Regions from separate parts of the Homo sapiens genome. Here region 2 is linked to region 1. Evidence: read pairs that join two places in POLR2A ChIA-PET (ENCODE). Cell type or tissue: A673. All regions are shown on one strand. Links, peaks and the distances in the headings refer to the core of each region. The heading gives the core; the rest is flanking DNA. Region 1 overlaps PTPN13 (protein tyrosine phosphatase non-receptor type 13). Region 2 has its middle 11 kb from the start of PTPN13.

Region 1 (2,500 bases), core at 1-2,500:
TTCTAGGAATTGATCCATTTCTTCTAGGTTTTCCAATTTATTGGGATATTGTTTCTCCTAATAGTCTCTAATGATCCTTTGAATTTCTGTGATATCAGTTGTAATGTCCCCTTTTTCATCTCTGCTTTTATTTAATTGGGTCTTGTCTCTTTTTTTCTTACCTTGGCTAAAAGTTTTTCAATTTTGTTTATCTTTTCAAAAAACCAATTAGCCAGATGCAGTGGCACACATCTGTAGTCCAAGCTACACAGGAGGCTGAGGCAGGAGAATTGGATCAGCCGAGACTAGGAGTTTGAGGCTTCAGTGCACTATGATCACACCTGTGAATAGCCACTGTATTCTAGCTTGGGCAACATAGTGATGAACCATCTGTTAAAAACAAAAAACAAAAAAATCCAGTTTTTTTGTTTGGTTGATCTTTTGTATTTTTTTAATCTCAATTTTAATAATTTTTGCTCTGATCTTTCTTTTCTTCTAATTTTGAGTTTGGTTTGCTATTGCTTTCTCTTTAAAAGTTATTTTAGTTATTATTTTTGATGGGTTTTTCTTTTAGTCTACTAAAATATGCATGATTTATATACAACAATTACAGTGTTAGAGTATTCTGTATTTTTTATGTACTTATTATCACTAGTGAATTTTATTCTGTCAGATGATTTCTTGTTGCTCATAAACATTCTTCCAGATTGAAGACCTCTCTTTAGCATTTTTTGTAAGGCACATCTAGTGCTACAAAATCCATCAGCTTTTGTTTGTCTGGGGAAGTCTTTATCTCTCCTTCATGTTTGAAGGATAATTTTGCTGGATATAATATTCTAGGTTGGAACAGTTTTTTCCTTCAGCATTTTGAATGGGTCATTCCATTTCCTCCTGGCCTATGAGGTGTCCAGTAGGAATTCTGCTGTCAGAAATGTCAGAGCTCCTTTATATGTTATTTGTATATTTTCTCTTGCTGCTTTTAGGATCCTTTCTTTATCCTTCTCCTTTGAGTTTGATAATTATATACCTTGAGGTAGTTGTATTTGGGTTAAATCTTCTTGGTGTTCTGTGATCTTTTCATACTTGGATATTCATACTGTAGGTTTGAAGAGTTCTCTGTAACTAAACTTTCTATTGCACTGTCTGTCTTTACATCCTCTTTAAGGCCAATAATTCTTAGATTTGCCCTTTTGAGGTTATTTTCCAGATCTCGTAGCCATGCTTTATTCTTTTTTATTCTTTCTTATTTTTCCCCCGACTGTGTATTTCCATATAGCCTGTTGTTGAGCTCATCAGTTTTTCCTTCTGCTTGATCAGTTCTGCTGTTGAGATTCTTTGATGATTTTTCAGTTTGTCATTTGAATTTTTCAGTTCCAGAATTTCTACTTGATTTTTAAAATTTTAATCTCTTAGTTAAATTTCTCTGATAGAATTCTGAATTCCTTCTCTTGTTTTCTTGATGTTCATTGAGTTTCCTCCAGACAGCTATTTTGAATTTCCTATCTGAAAGGAATACCTTCATCACTCCAAGATTGGTCACTAGTGCCTTATTTAGTCCATTTGGTGAAGTCATGTTTCCTTGTGTGTCCCTGATGCTTTCGGATGTTCATTGATGTCTGGGCATTGAAGAGTTAGGTATTTATTCCAGTCTTTGCAGTCTAGTCTTGTTTGTACCCAACTTTCTTGACAAGGCTTTCCATGAATTCAAAGGGGATTGAGTATTGTGATCTAAGCCTGCAATTACTGCAGCCATTTCAGCACTAGGGGGCGCCCTAAGCTCCGGAGCGCCTCAACTCTTTTTTTTTTTTTTGATTTTGTGTTTATTGTTTTTTATTAACCATTCACAGAAAAACATGCACCTAATATGCAACTTGAAAGTCCAGTTCACAACTCATGATTCAAAAAGCAGAAATTTCAAACCATTGTTTTCAGAAGTCCATAATATAAAATACTCCAAACATAAATTCAACATTGCATGCAGCAACTGGCCATTTGCTTCAAAAGAAGTGATCACAGTGTGTATATATTTAAAAAGAGAAACCTTTATTTGTATTATTTTTTAAAAAACTAAGAAGAAATACAACTTCAGAAAATCTTTTCCAGAATAAATATTTCTAGAAAATTGAAAAGTAACTAAAGACATTGAAAAGCAGAGCTTTATTAAGAAACATCTGTGGTGCAGATACGAATATTTAACTTAAAGCTGTGATGTGTACCTAAACTTCAATGCATAAAATGTAAAGTTTAACATATCAAAACTCCAGGATTTTTAGCTTTGGATCATCTTAAAACTATAAGATAGCTCTTATCACATTTAAAGCAGTGTGTAGAGGGAAATTTATAGCACTAAATGCCCACAAGAGAAAGCAGGAAAGATCTAAAATTGACACCCTAACATCACAATTAAAAGAACTAGAGAAGCAAGAGCAAACACATTCAAAAGCTAGCAGAAGGCAAGAAATAACTAAGACCAGAGCAGAACTGAAGGAGATAGACACACAAAAAAACCCTTCAAAAAAAT
Region 2 (13,489 bases), core at 4,497-6,996, 70 kb before region 1:
ACTAGAATGACAGACTTTTCAGCTGCAATTCTGAAAGTCCAGAGACAATAGAGCGCTGCTTTTAATATTTTGAGGTAAAAGAATTTCCAACATTATATTTAGTATAAATGCATTTTTAGGCCCACTATATTGGCTTACACATGTAATCGCAGCTCTTTGGGATGCCGAGGTGGGAGGGTTGTCTTTGAGCCCAGAGTTTGAGACAAGCTGAGCAATGTAGTGAGAACCCCCGCAACCACCCACCTCTACAAAAAATAATTGGCCGGATGTGATGGTGCACACTTGTAATACCAGCTGCTTGGGAGGCTGAGGTAGGAGGATTGCTTGAGCCTGGGAGGTTGAGACTGCAGTGAGCTGTGATCATGACACTGCACTCTAGTCTGGGTGACAGAGAAAGACCTTGTCTCAAAAAAATTTTTTTTAATTAAAAAGAAAGATGTATGCCATTAAATCAAAAGAGCAAACTAGAAGGAAAAGGACATAAGACTCAGAAATAAAGAATCAAACACACAATAAAGATAAAGAGAATCCCCAGAACAATGATACAAAGAAATTCCAGAATGACATCTATGCAGCAGGCCTAAAGAACAAGTACATATTAGAGTAGGAGAATGCAAAGCTCTAATAAGAAAGTCCCTGAAATGGAAAAATGTGTTTGTTTGCCAACCTTGTTGAGAGGAGATTTATGTTTCTGATAGTTTAGGGACATTTAAGCACACAGAAAACCAAGCAAGCAAACAAAAAAGGACAATTATTTACTCCAGAAGGAAAATAAAATAGCCCAAGAAAATTAATATAATCCAAATACTCTATGCAACTCAGTTTTGAGTAATTACGTGGTTGCAATCGTTATAAAGGCTGAATATTGACAAAATTGAAATTGAGATCATTGAATTGGAAAAACAGGGGCATGAAAGTCTAATGGATAAAACAGAGAAGAAAAATTTTAAATACCATTTTATTGAGTAAATATTTATAGAATATTTATTGTGGTCTAGGCAGTAAGTGCTTCACAAATACTATCCATGTAATCCTGATACTAGGATTAAGGTTAGTATTAATTCCAAGTCAATTGGAATTAAGGTTGGTATTATTAATACCTATATTAATAAGGTAGTAATTTCTAAGGTTGGTATTACTAATTCCAAGTTTGCTGATGAGCGAGCAAAAACACAGAAAATTTAGTTAATTTCCCCAAGATCAGTGGTTTTCAACTGGGGGTGATGTTGCTCCCAACCCCAGGGGACATTTGGCAATACCTAGAGACATTTTTAGTTGTTATAGCTGGGGTGGCAGTGCTGCTGGCATCTAGTGGGTAGAGGCCAGGGATGCTGCTAAACATCCTGTAGTGCACAGTACAGCTCCCTACCACAAATCATTATCTGGCACAAAATATCAATTGTGCTTTGGTTAAGAAATAATATCCAGAATGAAAAGGAATGGCAGTGGGAGAGCTGGGATTTAAATCCCAGCAGCTCTTGACCACCTTACTACTCTGCCTTTCAATAGCAGTCTAATGATGTTGTTTAGAAACATGAAGATAAAATCAGAAGAAAAAGCTGGAAGAATTAAAGTGGTTGCTTCTACAAAGACATAACCTGAGATGGAGAATAAAGGCCATAAACTATTATTGTGCTTTTGTGTGTTGTTTTTCACTGTTCTCTTAAAAGACCTGAAGCACTATTTGAATTGTAATATGCTTATTTTCAAAGGTTAAACTATTTGTGAACATTCAAATCATAGATAATTTTCAGCTTAATTATTGTTTTCCATATTTGAGAGTATTTATTAAAATGCAGTTTATAAGAGTTTTCTAGCAGCAAATATTTGTAATGAATGAAAAGAGGGAAAAAGTTTCATGGAGGAGAGAATAAGAGAACTTTTGTCTTGATTGACGTCTTGCACCTCAAGTTCCAACTTGTGACATAATGAAGCATTTTAAACAGAAAATCTTGAAGATTTTCTGTTTAAAAATCTGGAAGATAGATTACCAACTCTATCATTACATATATTAAAACATCAACATTAGAGGAACAGTGAAGTTGTTCAAGAAAACACTGGAAGTGAGTGAAATAAGGATGACACTTTTATTCTTAATAATTATTTTTAAGTTAATAAATGTGATATAATCTAAAAAGTCATATGGAAAAAACAAATCTAACTTGGAAATTCACCCAATATTTTCTGCCAGTGAGAATGTATCTTTAATTCAACAGGATATACGGCAAAGATAGGAAGAAAGATACAAAGTTTATGTTACTACTACAGCAGTACATTGGATCAGCAGATTATCCCACTCCTTAGCCTCAGAGAAAACAGAAGCCATCTACAAGAAACTTTCCTATCTCTGTTTCCTTACCCACATCTCCATTTTCCTTTCTCAGGTGTTTCTCTTTCTGTTTAAGGTACTTTTTGTTTTCTTTTGTTTTTTCTGACTAGGTAATTTCACATGTTTCAAAAAGTAAAAGATATCAGCATACAGTAAGAAGTCTTGAACCTGCTGCCATGCACATTTACCTCATTCTTCCCAGTTCTCTACAAATAACCATTTTTATAGTCTGAATCCTCTCAGTAATTCTTTATATAAATACAAGCAAATATGGATATGTGTATACACACACACACACACACACACACACACACACACACTTTCTTATATTTCCCATATGCACTCTTCTATGTCTTGCTTTATTTCACATAAAATGTTTTGGGATACAATTTAATATAGCAAAGTCTGGCCACCTTGAAGATACTTATCATTTAACAACTGAGAAAATTTAATTCCAGAGATTATATTTCCATTAAAAATATTAACCACCATAATAATTACTGGACAATTTTTAAGTTTTTCACTTCTCAGATACACTAAAAGAAAAATATTTTTAAAATCAGATGTATGTTTTCTATGTTTTAGATTTTTCTTTTTAAGAGACAGGGTCTTGCTCTGTCACCCAGGCTGGAGTGCATTGGCACGATCACAGCTCACTGTAACCTCAAACTCCTAGGCTCAAGTGATCCTCCCACCTCAGCCTCCCAAGTAGTTGGGACTACAAATGCCTGCCACCACACGGACTAATTATTTTTATTTTTTGTAGATAGAGGTCTTGCTGTGTTGCCCAGGTTGCTCTTGAACTCTGGATTTCAAGTGATCCTCCTGCCTCCCAAAGTGCTGGGATTACCAGTGTGAGACACCGTCCGTGGCCTGTTTTTATGAGTTACTAGTTAAGCCAACTTAAAGAAAAAGTGTACTTTAGCAAGCAGTATGTTTGGAAACAAATTAATAATTAGACTAAATACCCTTTGTATAAAAGTTGGCCGGACGCTGTGGCTCACACCTGTAATCCCAGCACTTTGGGAGACCAAGGTGAGTGGATCACTTGAGGTCAGGAGTTTGAGATCAGCCTGATCAACATGGCAAAACCCCGCTCCTACTAAACATACAAAAATTAGCCGGGCATGGTGGCGTACATCTGTAGTCCCAGCTACTTGGGAGGCTGAGGCAGGAGAATTGCTTGAAGCCAGGAGGCAGAGGTTGCAGTGAGCTGAGATCAGGCCACTGCATTCCAGCCTGTGCGACAGAGCGAGACTCCACCTCAGAAAAAAAAAAGTAAATCAGTGGTCTTAATGTTCTTACTTTGCCTTAATTTTGCATCATTTTCTGTACTTCTAAATTTTAAATATGCAACTTTATCAAATATTTTAATTTCTCTATTTAAAAAAATCCTGAGATAGTCAAAGATCATTTTTCAAATGCTAAAAACCTAAATAATCACATTGAAATCAATTTTTTTCTAGCAAGATTTTAATGGGAGCTAAGGGGCTTGAGATTGTATAAATAAACCCTCCCTTCTACTCCATGCAACATGGATAACTCATGTGGACACACATTTCTTTGAATGGAGCTCAGAATGTGGAGTTGGTAGAGGAGAGAAAGAAAAATGTAACACATGACAACTGTACACCAAGTTAACCCCAACATATCTCTACTTCCTGCGGATAAACAGCCTGATTTGACCTGGAGTTGTGAAATCAAAGGAAGGTGAGAGTTTCTCTGTGGCCCTTCCAAGATTCTCCCAGAGTGCAAAGCCTACCCTAATGCCACAGGAGAATCCTATTTTATAGTCAGTTGTCTTTGAATAAATGGTGTTTTGCTTCAATTCTAAATGAATATTATCTTTTGGGTACATATTAAATTAGTTTCCTGTCTTCTATTTCAAGTGAAAAATTACTTTGCATTTTATGGATTCAACTTATTGCCAGAACTGCTAGAATTGTACTAGCAGACAATCAGAGGGTTTTGCACCATGTCTATTTGACTTTCTTATGGCATATGGACATACCCTTGTCTGAAATTTAAAAAAAAAAATACAGAAAAAAATGGAAAGATCAGCTCTATTCCCTAAAACAGGAAGAGAAATAATTTCAACACATATAAAATAATAAAAGTAAATTCAATATCTATTGAATAACTACCATAGGCAAAGCAATGCAACCTTCTAAAGGTTGAAATTAGTAATGTGTTACTAGAAATATAATAAAAATGTCAAATACAAATTATATTAGTGCTGTAATAAAATTAAGTCGAGATTCTTCAAAATTATATATGTTCACAAGCACAAAAATAACAAAGAAAAATGGTAAGCATGTTGTCAAAATGCAATCGATGATATTTCAATCATGCCACATTTCCCCAGCAGGTGTTCTATTTAAAGAAATTTGTTATATTTATTCTGGTTGTTTTGTATAACTAAGCTATCTTTTTTTTTCAGTTATTGTGTGTGTGTGTGTGTGTGTGTGTGTGTGTGTGTTATTTTGGTGAAGATGAAGTATAAGAACTCTAAATTCTTTATACAACCTCTATGTATCTTTGAATAGACTATCAATTTTTAAAAACATTATTAATTGGACACACCAACTGAGCTGTATGTTCTTATGTGTTATTTGCTGGCACTGATAAGTTTCTGGAAATTAGTAAAACACTTTAAGCTATATATATTATATATATATATATATATATATATATATATATATATATATATATATATTCTAATACTGCAGAGGCATGTGAATCAAGTGGTTTGCACAACTGATGTCCAAACAGGAACTTATTTTTTGTTAAAATATCATTTATCAGGTGCCAAGTGTAATAGGAATTCTCAGGAGCTTCATACTGAATCTACAGGCTTTTTTCTTTGTCTTCAAAAGTACAAGAAATCGTTTATTGTTTGTAATCTGTAAAAGTGAAAGTAACAGCAAATATAAAACGCATTTAGGAAAACAGAAAAAGTAAGCCAAATGTAATCTCTAACTCTTTCAAAATTAAAAATCCCTTTTGAGAAGAAGAAATTTGTAAGTACAAGGCAAATTTGCTAATACGTTTTTGTTTACTTTGTTATAAGTTCAGTATAAAATTAGCATAATTTCCAAGTACTAGATACCATATTACTAATATAAATACATGCTATTTAGAAAGTGATTACTATAGTAGTTTGAAACAGACAAAATCAAGCAAGGGTTTTTGCACATATCTTGCAAATATAAACTTAGAACCTTGATTTTACCAAAATTATACGAACCTTATCTTTATTCATGATCATATCAAATAACTACCTTGGCTCTTTGCCCTCCCAAAACAGGCCTCCTTTTCCTTAAAGCTATTCCATTTACTTGGCTTAATCTATAACTAGAGCAAGACTGAAATAATCATCTATGTCATCTAAAAAAACCACTTACACAAACGACACTGTGGGAAAAGAGAGAGGCAGTGGCCTGGCACTGATGACTGTCAAACAGGAATTGGGAACTAAACCAATGAGCCCTCAAAGACTGGTAATTTGATAGGACACTTTCTATAGTAGCTGAGAAAACAATGATACTTTACATAAAATTTAATCTTTTATAAGATTTTTGCATTTTAGTTGATAATTTATATTTTTATCTTACTACTGTGGTTATATTTGAATGTGTTATTAATATAATTAGGTGATATAAATAAAATTAACATATTATTTTATGAAAATATTATTGTATTATTCAAAAACCAAATAATCATTTAAAATTTTTTGTTAAATTGAAATAGCTCATAAAGATCTTTCTTATTTAATTAGTGATTGATGGAAAAACTTATTGTTACTACATCCAAATAACCTGTTCACCCTACCCTCACCACCCAGTGAACACTAACTCTGTCTGTAGTACCCCCATGTAGTACAGTACCTAAAGTACCTAAGTAGTTTACTTAGGTAGTACAGTTACCTAAGTAAACTAACATATATTTTCTTTTCTTTTTTTTTGTATTTTTAGTAGAGACGTGGTTTCACTGTATCAGCCAGGATGGTCTCGATTGCCTGGCCTTGTGATCTGCCCGCCTCGGCCTCCCAAAGTGCTGGGATTACAGGCGTGAGTCACCACGCCTGGCCCCCATATATTTTCAATCCCTTCATCTCATGCCTACCTTTTCTAGAAGCTAGAAAAGCTATGTACTTGCTTCCTTGCTTTCCTTGCAATCAGAAGTGGTCATAAGACATAATTCCGGCCATCAATATGTAGGTGAAAGAATACTAGAGAGAAGTCTTTTGGGGGAAAGTCAGTTTTTCTACATTAAAAAAACGCAGTTTTCCATCATTCTTTTTCGGTCTTGAAAGAGGATCGAATGTGTGGAATTGCTGCAGTCCTGTTATGACTTTAAGAGGAAGGTAAAGATAATTGCAGTGATCCTGGATTGGATATTGTTGAGCTACTGCACTGTCAGAAGCAGTTGCCTATTACCTGGTTTCTAATGTGAGAAAATAACCCTTTCTGTTTAAGCCACTGCTTATCAGATACTCTGTTACTTGGGGCCAATAGTCTTTCTGATGCACTGCCCTAAAAGAGTTCATATTCTGAGAAAAATATGATCACATGCCCAAAGTAGGTAACAGTGCTTTAAATAAAAGATATCTTTTATCTTATCTAAATTGAGGTACCCACCTTCCACCCCCTTGTAATATCCTGATTATCAGAGTCTAGCTATTTGCTGAAAGAAAGGGCTGGTGATTTCTCAAAGAAAGGGCTGGTGAATGAATTTATGCATAGATGTGTTTTACTTTTGGTTAAAAGACAGGTAATGAATGTATGAATGTGTGTGAGTGTGTGTATGTCTGTGTGTGTGCATGCATGGGTGTATGTAGGGTGATAATCCATATAAAATAGTTAATTTTATTAGAGACTTTGTGATATAGTGAACCCAACTGGTGCTGCTTCAAGAACCAACTGACAAAGTATGGCACAGTGGTGGCCTCACTTCTGCAGTTAAGCCCAGCCCAGCTCTAGCTCTTTGGTAGGCAGTTTGGGAATCACTGAGAGACAATCCCTACAACATCAAGATTAATTCTGTCACAGAGGGTATAAGCAGCAGCAGACGTGTCAGGAAACTCTACAGTAAGTGACACTCAGGTATTAAACTTTTAGGAGGTCTAAGTGGAAAAACAAAGGAAGTTTACAGAGCATATATTAATATGTCTTGAAAAATCCTGGAAATATTGGGAGTGGTAAGAAATTTTGGGGAGTATGGAGTTCCTACGAGAGGGTCTCACTCTGTCACCAGGCTGGAGTGCAGTGGCACCATCACAGATCACAGAAGCCTCCACCTTCCAGGCTCAAGCAATCCTCCCATCTCAGCCTCCCAAGTTGCTGGGACTATAGGTGCACACCACTACACCTGACTAATTTTTAAAATTTTTTGTAGAGATGGGGTCTACAGGCTGTTGCCCAGGCTGATCTCAAACTCCTGGGTTCAAGTGATCCTCCCACTTAGCCTCCCAAAGTGCTGAGTTTACAAGTGTGATCCACCTTGCCTGGCCTAAATTTGCATTATTAATGTAACTGGAATCTAGTTTGTAGACAAACTGACAGGGTTATGAAGAAGGTGATTTTTGGTTAACAGATACTTTAACTCTTCACCCAATTCAAGCTGCTATTGGTGAAGAGAAGCTTGAAGCTGCTATTGAGAAGACTTTTATCCAATAAAAGTCTTGGATTAAAAGTCCAAGACAGTAGCTCAATAATATCCAATCCAGGACTTTTATCTAACACTTTTATCCAACTTTTAATCCAATTCAAGCTGCTATTGAGAAGACTTTCCCATTAAGAGAACTGGACCGGAGAAAGGAAGATTATTCAAACAAGAAAGCAAGAGAATGCTTATTGAAAGCCGAGTAACTGGAGTATATTCTTTGATTAAAGGCAGTAGAGTTTATACTTCTTTAGGTTCATATTAATGGTATACCGTAATAACCATATCATTAGAAGGGTAAAAAGTCTTATTTCCCCCTCCACACTCCAAGACTCTGTATGCAGTAGTAATCTCTCTTCATTTTTTAAAAATGAAATTGAATGCTATGGAAAGACAAATCATTGCCACAAATTACTATGGGCAAGAAAACTGGAATATATTACAAAAATATATTTAATGGAAGCATTCTAAACTCATTGTTTCACAAGTGTCCTCAAGCTATATGTTCCCTTTAACAAAAACTAAAACAAAAAACTGTTGGTTTTGCATTATGGAAAGTGTTTATGTAAATAAGACAATCTAGAACTCCCAACAGTAGATCGATGGTCAAAAGGCCTTGGCCCAGCATCCAAAGACTGGCTAATGAATGCATAACGGTAGGTTTTTAGTGAAAATATAATGCTTACATCATATATGTATAATATTTTATAGTTCTCTACTTTAACTTTTTAGAATAGCTGAAGAACTACTCATCCTAATCGTTTCAGCTCTCTAAGACAAATTTCCCCTCTTCATGTTGTTGAATGTGGCAGGTTCCCCTTTTAATATGAATATCGTAAGTCTGGGTTTGGCTCTAGATTAATAACTAGTCTCTGTAGATATGACCATTTTCCTCCTAAGTTTTCTACTAGACATTATAGGGGGAGATGTAAAAATCAAGACAATCGACTTAAAAAAATTATTTTCAAGTGATGCCTGTTTAAATTAAATGCTCTAATTCCACCTAACAAAGCCTTTAATTATCAATTTTCTTGCACAGCAGCTCACTCCCATCAGACAATATGAAATCACACTCTTTAAGACAGAAGATAAACTAGAAAGCTTAACTTCTGTCTTGGTCTTCATTTCTGGGAACACTTTTACAAATCAAGATTAGCAGCCATGAACCCTAAGGCAAGTCCCTGTGGGTCAGGATTAGAGCATATTCACATTAAATTACTTAGTATATGTTCTAACATGGCTAAGTTTCAAAAATACAGAAGGGTTATGCTTATTTGCCATATTCCCTTCAACCAAACTGAATAGGCAGTTACATAACTTGCCAGGACAAGTAGTAGAAATGAGTCAGAGACAGGACCAACCCTAGTAAAAATTGTGAATTAGGCAGTTTGACTTCAGTGCCACACCCCTTTAGTACTACATATACTTCCTTGATCCCCTCCCTTGGTATCATCAGCCCCGAGGGCCACCCTCATACCACATACCTCTCCCCCACCAAATTCCTCTCTCTGTCTTTCACTCATCATCGAAACTGGCTTCCCCTCTTTCCTACTTCCCCTTCGTTAATTTGAATTTGCAGCTCCAGTATCTCTCTCCTTTAGGGTTTAAAATGACAACTAACTAATCTGATAAACCAATCCACATTAACGTGTGAAGAGAGAAAGCTAGAAAATAAAGTGAATTTTAACTATGACTTTCTAAAGATAAAACCTTTGCAGTTTAACTCATTAATAACTAAAAGTGAGAATTTCTAGCCAAAAAATTTAGGTGAGGGAAATGTTTTGGTTCGGGTAGAGCCTTGAAGCACCTGGAAAATCAAGTAAGAATAGATGGTTGCTTTTATGGTGTAGCCAGCTCTAATAAGTGTAACTGACTAGCCCTGGTCAGTTTGGGGCCAGTAGGGGAAAACGGGAAATAAGCTAAATATACAAAAGAAGTTCATTTGCAAAGAAAAGTGGAAGTTACAGGAGCACCACAATTAAATTTTTCTGTCTTAGTATTTCATAGATCTAGCGAGTCCTGGTGCCTGTAAATATTTTCCAAAGTTTCTCTTCAGAACGAAAAAATTAAGTCCAAAAATTATCTCAAGCCTAAAATATCCAGCAATTCCAAAAACCTGTAAAGCTTTTTGTTGTTTGGCTTTAAAAAATAGTGGCCTAAAGCTTACAGTTTTCATGCATATATTGTATTTGCTCCTGCTGAATATTGAAAAAACATTACAGGCTATCATGTGTGGAACATATTCGCTATTCTTATTTCCTTCACTTTACAAATGAGGAAGATACTCAAAGAAGTTAAGTGGCTTGCCAAGATTTGTACTTAGGTTTTCTGAGTGCAAACGCTGTGTTCTTTTCAATGTACTTTGTCCCAGTGTTTAGTTATCTCTGTCATTTCTGTCATGTGACTCTGCATCCTAGGGGAATTCTCAAATTTTAAAGAGCGTTCAGCTACTACCAAAAGAAAATAACTTTTGTATTCAATGGACCTGAAGGTAATTCTAGTCCTATCTGGTTTCTATCACTGCATTTTTTTTCCCCAGCTAATTCTTGGTTCACTTGGAAGTGTTAGTATTGCCTCACAAAGTCTTCCTTAAGCACTGTCAGAATTTGTGCTTCAATTATCTGCTCATGTTTTAGTGGATTACTTATCTTGCTTCTGCTTCTCACCTGGGCAACGTTCCCATCACAGCTCTTACTCTGTAAGCAAGAAAGGATAATATGCTCCTGGGCTTAAAGTAGGGAAAAACACTAACATAGTTGGTACAAGCCAGAATGCAAATATTTCACATTGAGATGAACACAAGAAGCCAGCTGGGAAAACATTGCTATTTACAGATTTAGATTAGCCCAGAATTCATTTCAGCCTTTGAGGTAAAAGGTGGCATTTAAAAATCACTGGCATTTAAAACACACACTCTTAACACTTTGGAGAGATATAGACCCCTTTGTGAATTTGTCAAAAAATTATGGATGAAGCTGGGTGTGGCAATGCGTGCCTCTAGTCCCAGCTACTTGGTAGGCTGAGGCTGTAGATTCACTTGAGCCCAGGAGTTTGAGGCCGCTGTGTAGTATGGCTGTGCCTGTGAATAGCCACTGCACTCCAGCCTGAGCAAGAGAGCAAGACCCATCTTTTAAAAGGAGAAAAAAAGTATGGACATTTTCCCTAGAAAAAAGCACAATCACACATACCTGGAATACAGTCTGGGGGCTCCATTATGTGGTTGTCCATGGGTCCAACATAAAATACTGGAATACAGTCTGGGGGCTCCATTATGTGGTTGTTCATGGGTCCAACATAAAATATTCTTGAGTTAGAGTGTGTCATGAGTACGGTCCCAAAGTGATGAACAACCCATATGCCACTTAAAGGCCAATATTTATTATGGCCAGCTTTCTAATTTCCTTAGTAGTAGCAGCAATAAATGATGTGGATCTTTTATAACAAAAGTAACATATGGTTGTAAAGATTTTTTTTAATTTCAGAAATGCAATGTTTTCCGTAATTATAATCCTCAAACAGTTAACAGAAAAATATCTCCATATATATTTATAGATATAGGTATTTTTAAACAGAAATCAGATCATACTATATGGCAACTTGATTCTGTTGCTAGATCATATATATTGGTTTACCAGAGTTTAATCATTCTGTTAGCATGGACATTTATTTTGTTTTTGATTTTATAACTATCAACAATAAGGCAATGAATATCCTTGATCACATATCTGGTCATGTATATAAATATATGTAGGATAAATTTCTGAAGTAGAATAAATTAAAGGATACAAACATAAATTGTGAAAGACATTGAAATTGTACTTCCAAATGGAATAAACTAACCTATGATCTTTCTATTACTTACAGAAACTTTTTATTATATTTTATGTAGTAAAATGTACAAATTATTTTAAGTTTTTGGTTTTTATCACGTGTAGAAACAAGACTCAAATGCTCTAAATAAATTCACTCATACCTCCTTCTAGTATGTTATGACTCAGATTTTTATATGGAAATCTAAATGTTATTAAACAGAAAAGAGCTTAAGGGTAGATCCTAGAACATACAGGAATTTGAATATGATACAGAGAGGATTTCGTTTCTGTGGGGGGAAAGCTGAATTATTAGGTAAAGATGTGGGGACAAAGGGGTCGCTGCTGCTACCACCAAAATAAATTCCATATGGATGAAAGAATAAAATGTGAAAAACAAAGCCATAAAAATTTTAAAAGAAAATATGGGAGAATATTTTTGGTAACAGAAAAAAAAATGGCTTTTAAGCAGAGAAAAATATCCTCAAATAGAATAGAAAATTATAACTGTAATGAGATATCATTTTACATCTATTAGACTGGGAAAGATAAAAACAGTTTGATAATGCTGTATTGGTGAAGATGTGGGGAAACACAGTATGCTATCAAACTTTCCGTCTTTGTTAGGATGACTGGAACTTGTACCACTTATCTGGAAGGCAGCCCGGTTTTGTCTATCAAAATGTAAAATGTGAGCGGGCACAATGGTCCAACGCCTGTAATCCCAGCACTTTCGGAGGCCGAGGCGGGTGGATCACCTGAGGTCAGGAGTTGGAGACCAGCCTGGCCAACATGGTGAAACCCCATCTCTACTAAAAATACAAAAATTAGCCGGGCGTGGTGGCTTGTGCCTGTAATCCCAGCTATTCGGGAGGCTGAGGCAGGAGAATCGCTTGAACCCAGGAGGCGGAGGTTGTAGTGAGACGAGATTGCGCCATTGCACTCCAGCCAGTGTGACAAGAGCAAAACTCCGTCTCAAAAAAAAAAAAAGTAAAGTAAAATGTTCTTTAATCTAGCAATTTTACTTCTAGAAGCTAAACCTACAGATGTACACCACATGTAAGCCAGAATCGTTTACAAAGAGATATATTTCAACTTGAAACCCCGTCTCTACTAAAAATACAAAAAATTAGCTGGGCATGGTGGCAGGCGCCTATAGTCCCAGCTACTCGGGAGGCTGAGGCAGGAGAATGGCGTGAACCCGGCAGGCAGAGCTTGCAGTGAGCCGAGATCGCGCCACTGCACTCCAGCCTGGGCTACAGAGCAAGACTCCATCTTAAAAAAAAAAAAAAAAGGGAATAGCAAAGACTTGGAAATAACGTATATGCTCATTGAAAAGTGAGGAGTTAAATAAATTATGCTACATCTAAGCAAGAGAATACTACACAGCCTTTCAAAAGAACTAGGCTCATCTAAAGCATCTGATAACAGAAATAAAATACATATTATGAAGTTAAAAAATCAATATACTAGATGAGTAATATCCTTTGGAAAAGGATATTTAGGTGTGTGTGTCTGAAAAGATACACAAGAAATAACTAGGTTTCTCAACACCGTAACCTGAATGATACACATCATCCCGCCCTTTGCCTGTACCTAGTTGACTGCTTGAGCCTGCTGCTAATCATTCTAATTTATACTTTATTTTAATATTTTTTATGTAACTCCCACTCATTTATTTTCTTTT

The links. ChIA-PET counts read pairs that join two places held together with the same protein. Peaks named below come from ENCODE experiments on the same cell type or tissue, not always from the same donor. Only the 100,000 strongest peaks of a DNase experiment are listed, where the experiment ranks them.
Region 2: POLR2A ChIA-PET joins it to region 1 with 5 read pairs; 4 of 35 experiments call an interaction of 5 or more read pairs at or near these places.

Annotation. Positions count from the first base shown.
Region 1 is chr4:86,651,721-86,654,220 of GRCh38, forward strand. All of the region lies in intron 2 of PTPN13 (protein tyrosine phosphatase non-receptor type 13), which reads left to right. Among named protein-coding and RNA genes, the nearest start is that of PTPN13, 59 kb to the left of the region's middle. In A673, for the core only: a CTCF peak has its summit at 1,721 (motif pointing right); no DNase peak of the experiment used is centred there.
Region 2 is chr4:86,576,904-86,590,392 of GRCh38, forward strand. It overlaps a transcript of MAPK10 not described here. Among named protein-coding and RNA genes, the nearest start is that of PTPN13, 11 kb to the right of the region's middle. In A673, for the core only: no CTCF peak of the experiment used is centred there; a DNase peak (open chromatin) is centred at 5,758; H3K4me3 peaks cover 1,119 bases; H3K27ac peaks cover 635 bases.